Linked DNA regions of Homo sapiens: region 1 is linked to region 2. The links are chromatin contacts, found by Hi-C or POLR2A ChIA-PET in ENCODE. All regions are on one chromosome and are shown on one strand. Each heading gives the region's core, a stretch centred on a gene start or an enhancer-like site at or near the end of the contact. The rest is flanking DNA. Distances are from core to core; before and after follow the strand shown.

Region 1 (3,707 bases), core at 678-3,177, 270 kb before region 2:
TTGTCTACCCACCCCTAATTATAGAACAAATGATCCAAAAAAAGTTTGATGATTTGTGACTTACATTAAAAAAAAATCTCATAGTCCCAGCTACTCAGGAGGCTGAGGCAGGAGAATTGCTTGAACCCAGGAGGTGGAGGTTGCCATGAGCCAAGATCATGCCTCTGCACTCCAGCCTGGATTCTGCCTCAAAAAAAAAAATTTAAAGGAATTAAAAATCAAATTACATTTCATTGTACAATTTACAAATCCACTTTTTCGAGACAATAATATTACATAACAAAGAATATAAAACTCAAGAATATTTGTTATTAGAATGTATGAGTATTTGAAATATGAACTGTTACAGAAAACGTCTTGGCCATACCACTAAATTGTCAGTTACCCAACTGGCCCTCGGAAACATCTCATAATGTAGACTCTACGTTGGAAAATAAAACAAACTTAATGAAGCGCAATTGATAATCACTTCCAAGAACTCAAAGTATGGAGTGTGGGTTTCGTCTTGCTGTGTTTTGTTTTGTGTTTTTGCTGCACTGCCCACCAGATGGTGCTGTTGAGAAGTTTTCTTAAAAATTCTGAGTTCGGGGTCAACTATTAACTAAGTAATAGAATATAATTTCTATGTTCAATAGCGGTTCTCTAATATTGTTTTTATTACTTTAGACAAAATGTTCTGTAGGCTCCTGGAACTTGTGCATGGGTGGGATGCGGGTCAGTTTCATAAATAATAGGCAATGTGAGTCGGTGGAAATTGGAGATAGAATTTCAGCTGCAGCAGCATTTGAAATTAGTAGATTTTCATGATCATTATGTACTTGGCTTCCCAGAGTTAAAATATTATGTAAGATGTACACAATTTTTTGTAGCTCTTGTTCAGCCTACAAGAGTGAGCATAATAATACCATTTCAATTTTTAAAATCCAATTGCTTATTCTTACATGGTTCCTGAAAAGCTAGCTTTATTAATTCTTTAAAATATGGGCAAGAATTTTAAAAATAATAATTTAACAGTTGGATTTGTGGCTCTTTCTACACAGATATTTTGTCTATTAGTAAATTCAGGGATTTTTTTGAGTGTATGCTATATACTGTATATCACTGTAATCATAGTACGAGCCATTCATACAGTATAGCAATTAGTCTACCTGGCCATTTCCTAAGAGCCACTAATTTTAATGAGAAAATCAGTGAATATAGGTAGTCAGATTTTACCTGATTTGCTACCGTTTTAGAGCTTTCATGGAAATTTGAGAGTCAGTGACCTCTTTTATTTTATCCTTTGTGCAAATGGAACCTTGCCGTGAAATAGGCATTACACTTGCTTTTTCAGATTAAATTCCAGCTTCTTTACCTTTTACATGTTGACTCTATTTTCCATCTTTTAATCATTATTGTCACCAGAATTGGGACGAGAAAAGGAAGGCGCCATTTACATAATCACTTGGCTAATCATGTACATTTATTTACATAAGTTATAAATCTATCTGAGAGAATGAGAAGCAGACCCGGGGGGAGTGAAGAGCCTGGGGTGGGGGTTGGGACTTCCCAAAGGTCCTTCAGGGAGAGGGAATCTGAGATGTTAGCTTTCCGGAAGTCAGAAGAGCGTGGACAGCAGACATCTGGGCTTGAGGGCGCTGGGGCCTGCCTGCGGGGAAACACAGGCCACGAGATTGTCTCTGGGGAGAGCGAGAGAAGAAAGCGAAGCAGGCGGCCTAAGCAACACTCAATGTACTGCTTTCTCCTTTTCTCTCCAGCTGATGTTCCCACTTCCCAGGGCCTCCGCCGGGACGTGGGGATGCAGAGGATCAGCAGCTGTTCTGCTGGGCTGCTGGCAAGGGAGTGGCTCTAGCACAGACACCCCTTTCTTCTTCCTCGGAGGGAGCAGGAAGTTGCTGAGTGAAGCGTTGTTTCTCAACCTCTCCACCCCCCAGTTATCAGAGGCAAGGCTCTGTGTGGCCGTCTGTCTCCTGTTCCTGGGCAGGGCTGGGCCAGAGGACAACACCAAGATAAATAACCCCAGCATACTAGGGCCCTCTTTTACTGCTTGTGGACTTAGGCAACCTGGCAGTGCTAGCCAGATTCCAAGGCTAGAGGCTGGCTTAAGCGAAAGGGGCAATTTGGGGAGTGGTCTTGCTCTGATGCCCCAGAGCTGTTTGTTTTTGTGCCTCTAGTTAGTAGAATATTTGGAGCCATAATTGCCAAATGTGTAAAACCACACCGTTTTTGGGTTAAAGAGAGACAGACGAGAGAAAGAGACAGACACAAAATGCATCTTTAATATACCTTAAAATATGTGTATATGCATAATAATAATTGTCCTTTTTTCTTTTGTTTTCCTAAAATCAGAACAGGACAGCACACTCTCTCTGTCCACCCATCAAGTTCATCATCTGTGGATCACTGTATTTATCATTGAAAAAACATACACCACCCCTAATATTGCAGAGCAGCATTCTAAATATTCTGCTTGTATTAACTCATTTAATTCTCACAATACCCCTATGCAGTAGGCATTCCAGTATTATTATCACCGTTTTACAGATGAGGAAACTGAAGCACAGAAAGATTACTTTTCCAAGGACACACAGAGATAAACCCAAGTTTTTTGTTTGTTTATTTGTTTTTTGTTTTGTTTTTGATTTTGTTTTTGTTTTGAGACGGAGTCTTGCTCTGTTGCCAGGCTGGAGTGCAGTGGCGCAATCTCGGCTCACTGCAACCTCCGCCTCCTGGGTTAAAGTGATTCTCCTGCCTCAGCCTCCTGAGCAGCTGGGACTATAGGTGTGCGCCACCATGCCCAGCTAATTTTTGTATTTTTAGAGATGGGGGTTTCACCGTGTTGGCCAGGGTGGTCTCGATCTCTTGACCTCGTGATCTGCCTGCCTCGGCCTCCCAAAGTGCTGGGATTACAGGCATGCACCACTGTGCCCAGCTGTTTTTTTGTTTTTTGGTTTTTTTTTTACTGTAAGTTGTGGGATACATGTGCTGAACATGCAGGTTTGTTACATAGGTATACATGTGCCATGGTGGTTTGCTGCACCTATCAACCCGTCTCTGGGTGATAAACCCAAGATTTTAACGTGGGCAATCTGGCTCTAGAGTCTATGCTACTAATTATTATGCTATGCAATTTGTACTTATTTATAAATCACACACATATGCTACTGTAATAACATTAGTATATACCTCATGAAACACAAACATATACGGACATTTTAAAAGGCAATGTTAAAAATAAATATAAATATAATTTCTGATATTTTCTTCCTTGACTCCAATAGATTGTCTTGTAATCCCCCATTTTAGAGACCACTGTTTGAGAATTTGGAGCCCTGTGGAAAGAGCCTGACCACGACAGGCTCAGGGAACATGAGCTGTACCACTTCACCATTAATACAGTGAGCTTCCGATACTTTCCAGCACCATGCTTCCTTTTTAACACAACCAAGTTTTGCAGATGCTCATATAAGAGTTGTACCTTTAGGCCGGGTGTGGTGGCTCACGCCTGAAATCCCAGCACTTTGGGAGGCCGAGGCAGGCAGATCACCTGAGGTCATGAGTTTTAGAGCAGCCTGGCCAACATGGTGAAACCCCGTCTCTACTAAAAATACAAGAATTAGCTCCAGATGGTGGTGTGCACCTGTAATCCCAGCTACTCAGGAGGCTGAGGCAGGAGAATCACTTGAACCCGGGTAGTGGAGGTTACA
Region 2 (3,773 bases), core at 1,116-3,615:
GAAAGGCCCCTAACCTTCCTGGCACGGCGGCGATCAGAAAAGTGAGGTCAGGGAACCACGAATATGGAATAGAGTTGGGGAATCCCAAAAGGTAAAGAATCAAAGAAGAGATCCCCAAATTGTCTGCCCACATCTGAAGTGGATCCATTTACTAAACCACCATGCAGGAAAAAGACTCAAAGCAGCTTAGTCAAAGACAAAAAACCAGGATCAAGAATGGAGCTCCCTCTCTGAAGGTTTTGGAGTGAGGAGAGAAACACGTGGGCTCTGGTGGAGAGTTCCTTCACTTGGAGAAGCGGAGATAGGGAGTTAGCTGTACAAGTAAATTACCACCTCTGTGGCTTTTGGCCTGGGTCTAAGTGCTGTCTGTGTGGCAAGCACAGCAGAGCTGGAGGCCATCACAGAAAAAGCAACAATCTTTCTGGCAAGGGAAACGTGAAGTTAAGAAACATAAACAGTTTAAAAATTAGGAGAATCTTGCCGGGAGGCCAAGGCAGAAGTATGGCGTGAACCCGGGAGGCGGAGCTTGCAGTGAGCCGAGATAGCGCCACTGCAGTAACGGCCTGGGCGAAAGAATGAGACTCCGTCTCAAAAAAAAAAAAAAAAAAAAAATAGGAGAATCTTGCAAAGAAAAGAGAAAGAGGAAGGATCCCCAAACTCTGTCTACCCTCATCACTGTCTGACCCCTGACCCATGCGTGTGGATCAGAATCAAAGCAGATCAGCCATCCAGAAATGACCTGAGGAGAGACTGGAGCTGCACAAGAGAGAGGGTTTGCAATTCAAGCCCACCAAGAAAATTATCTGATAAAACAATGGAAGACGATACTCAGTGGTGAAAAATACCTGATAGAGCAATGGAGAAAAATACTCACTGGAGAACCCATACTCTCCACACAATGTAACATTCATAATATCCAGATACAGTCCAAAATTATCCAGCATGAAAAACCAAGAAAATAAAATATATTCTTCTTAAAAGTGAATCAAGTCCAATCCTGGGATGAACAAAATGTGAGAACAAGCAAAGATTTTAAAGCGCTATTATAATTATCCTTAAGCAAAAGAAATGGTTTCAGTGCATGAAAATTTCAACAGATAAATGAAGAGTTGCAGCAGAGAAAACAAAAACAAGAACTAAATGGAAATTAGACCGAAAAATATAACTGTTGAAAATAAAAAAATCACTGAGCAGATTTAACAGTTGAATTGACATGAAGGAGTTAAGAGCAAATGAATATGAAGGAAGAGCAATAGAAATCATCCAAGGTGAAAAACAGAGAGGAAAAAAGACCAAACAGAACACAATCAAAACCCAGAGAAACAGACCTCAGAAATGGTGGAGTAAGGACCTGCAAAAATCTCCTCCATAAAAGCAATACAAACACTGGTAAAAACTGTCAAATTGGCTTTTTCAGAACTCTTGAAATTAACTAAAAATTTGCCATAATCTGAGGAATGTTTATTCAGAAAAATGCCTGAATCTCAGGAAGACCAGTGAATTTTAGAGTTTTAACTTTATGTATTGCCATCTCCCTTTCTCCAGCTCTACTGTAGTTTTGAAAACCAATATTGCCTTACAACTTGGGCAGCTGTGAAAACAAGTGGAACACAGTGGGTTTGATAGCGACAGGGGGTAGTCAAATGCCTAGGCAGATAGGGGCGGGTCCCTTGTGAAACCCCACCTTCAAGCCAAAAAACAGCCTGAAGGCTGAAAGACCAGATTACTGGTCCGGATGAAACCTGCAACTTGGAGTGAGAACTTCTGTTTCTGTCTGCACATCCTTTCCCAGTTGATTCTTTCTGAATAATGCCTTTTAACCAATCGAATGTTGCCTTTTCCAATACTGCTACAGCCTGCCCCTCCCCTATTCTGAGCCCACAGTAGCCCCAGACTCACCACATTGAGGGGACTTGCCCGCCTTCGGGTAGTGGGACCACCCCTGTATCCCCTCTCTGCAGAAAGCCATTTCATCATTCAATAAAACTCCCTACCTTGCTCACTCTTCAATTGCCAGCATATCCTCATTCTTCTTGGATGCTGGACAAGAGCTGGGGACCCACCGAGTGTGGGTACCTAGAAAGGCTGTTACACTGGCCTTTTGCCTTCGCTGGCAAAGGGCAGCCACCCCACACAATGGGGCCAGAGGCCGACCGAGCTGCTAACATGCTGCCGTCCATCAGGCTATGGATGGTAAAACTAAAAGAGCTAATTAGCACACTAACACCCCATCTGGGGCTTCAGGGTCGTGGGCACCCTTGTCTGGGTGCTGCTGCATTCCCCTCAAGACCGCGGGCCTCACATGGAGCTTGTTCCTGTGTCAGCACTTGGAGTGGCCAGCCGGATCCCACACTGGCTTGCTCATGTGCTCCCTCCCACAAGGGGCTGAGCGCAGCAGGCCAAGAAGACAGGGTGCCCCTGCTGCAAGTCCGGCAAAGGACCGAGAGAAAATTCCTGTGTCAATCTTGTAGCCCCTCAAATGCCCCATCCTCAGCGAATTGTCACTATTTGACCTATCTGGCAGCTTACTTAAAAGCTCCATTTTCAGGGCTTATTTTTTTTTGCCCTAACTCAGAACTCACTCTGTGGGAACAGCACTATCCCCAGGACATTTGTGAAAACAGTCAGTGCCATTGTTCAACATTACAGCAGGCTGAGACAGTGTTAGTAGTTGGGACTAATAAGTGGTGCACCAAAAACCTTAAAAGGAAAAACTGGAGAACGGGAGATCTGCGGGGCTTTTGAAAAGTTCTAACATATTCCTGGAGTGCTAAAAGGATGTATGCATATAAAGGGCTTTGCACATACCCAGGGAAATTCTCAAAGGCCCTAATTTATAACCCATGGCTGACTTTGCAGCTCTGTGCAAGCAGGAAGGGAAGGCTACAGCAGAATTCTAAACTGCCTGCCAAAGAACTGAAAATTCCAACATAAAATGAAGCAGGAACTGATAGGATTAAAGTGAGAGAGGGACAATTCAACAATATTTGGAGACTTCAATATCCCACTTTCAAAAACAGAACAATCAGTAGAAGATGAACAGGAAAAAGAAGACTTGAACAAAACTATAAGCAAACTAGACCTAACAGACAAAGAAGCCCAGAGAATTTCACCCCAAAATATGGCACCATGGTGTGCAGATTATTTTAAATTAAGGGTCACTGAAGGTCAGCATATGCTGGGAGAGACTTGTGAAAGGAAAATAAATCTTGGGACCCCAAAATCACTAAGCCAAAGGGAAAACTCAAGCTGGGAACTAATGTCAGGCAAACCTGATCCCATTCTATCCCTAAATAAGATAGCTACAAAGATAAGAAGCTACATACCTCCCTCACAATTTACCCACAAGGAAATTCCTTGTGGACAAAGGACAGACAGAACTCAAAGTCATCCCTCTGAGGCTCACTGGAGACAAATGCATATCTAATTTCTTTCTCTGCCCTATTGTTTATGTAAAAATGCAGATTCACTGAGCCAGACTAAATTGTGTATTCAGTGGAAGGTTGATCAAGGACTCAAAAGAATGCAACCTTTTGTCTCTTACCTACTTCTAACCTGGAAGCCCTCACTTCAAGCTGTCCTGCCTTACCAGACTGAACCAATGCACATCTTAAACGTATTGATCGATGTCTCATGTCTTCCTAAAATGTATAAAAGCAAGCTGCCCATCTTGGACACATGTCGTTAGGACCCTGAGGCTGTGTCACGGGTGCATCCTTAACCTTGGCAAGATAAACTTTCTAAACAGACTGAGACCTGGCCTAACAGGTCTC

What was found. Hi-C counts contacts between places; a loop is a spot of excess contacts on that map. ChIA-PET counts read pairs that join two places held with the same protein, here RNA polymerase II (POLR2A). Pooled maps may share reads with other maps.
Region 1: a loop to region 2 is called in a map of heart right ventricle, with 2.3 times the contacts of the local background. The contact joins two enhancer-like sites. A Hi-C loop is called at or near these places in 1 of 168 maps with a recorded cell type or tissue (heart right ventricle) and 2 of 50 pooled maps. POLR2A ChIA-PET finds 5 or more read pairs at or near these places in 3 of 52 experiments (PC-3, activated CD4-positive, alpha-beta T cell and activated CD8-positive, alpha-beta memory T cell).

What each region holds. Positions count from the first base shown.
Region 1 is chr3:185,173,796-185,177,502 of GRCh38, reverse strand. It overlaps EHHADH-AS1 (EHHADH antisense RNA 1), which reads right to left. Exons shown (of 7, transcript NR_038990.1): 2 at 65-183. Among named protein-coding and RNA genes, the nearest start is that of EHHADH-AS1, 13 kb to the right of the region's middle. RefSeq lists enhancers at 1,244-1,768, 1,728-2,022, 1,769-2,293. Within about 2 kb of position 1,927, at least 16 of the 41 ENCODE cell types and tissues checked have a DNase peak (open chromatin) inside an H3K27ac peak, as active enhancers do.
Region 2 is chr3:184,906,968-184,910,740 of GRCh38, reverse strand. All of the region lies in intron 25 of VPS8 (VPS8 subunit of CORVET complex), which reads right to left. Among named protein-coding and RNA genes, the nearest start is that of VPS8, 97 kb to the right of the region's middle. RefSeq lists enhancers at 2,840-3,500, 3,501-3,773. Within about 2 kb of position 2,365, at least 4 of the 41 ENCODE cell types and tissues checked have a DNase peak (open chromatin) inside an H3K27ac peak, as active enhancers do.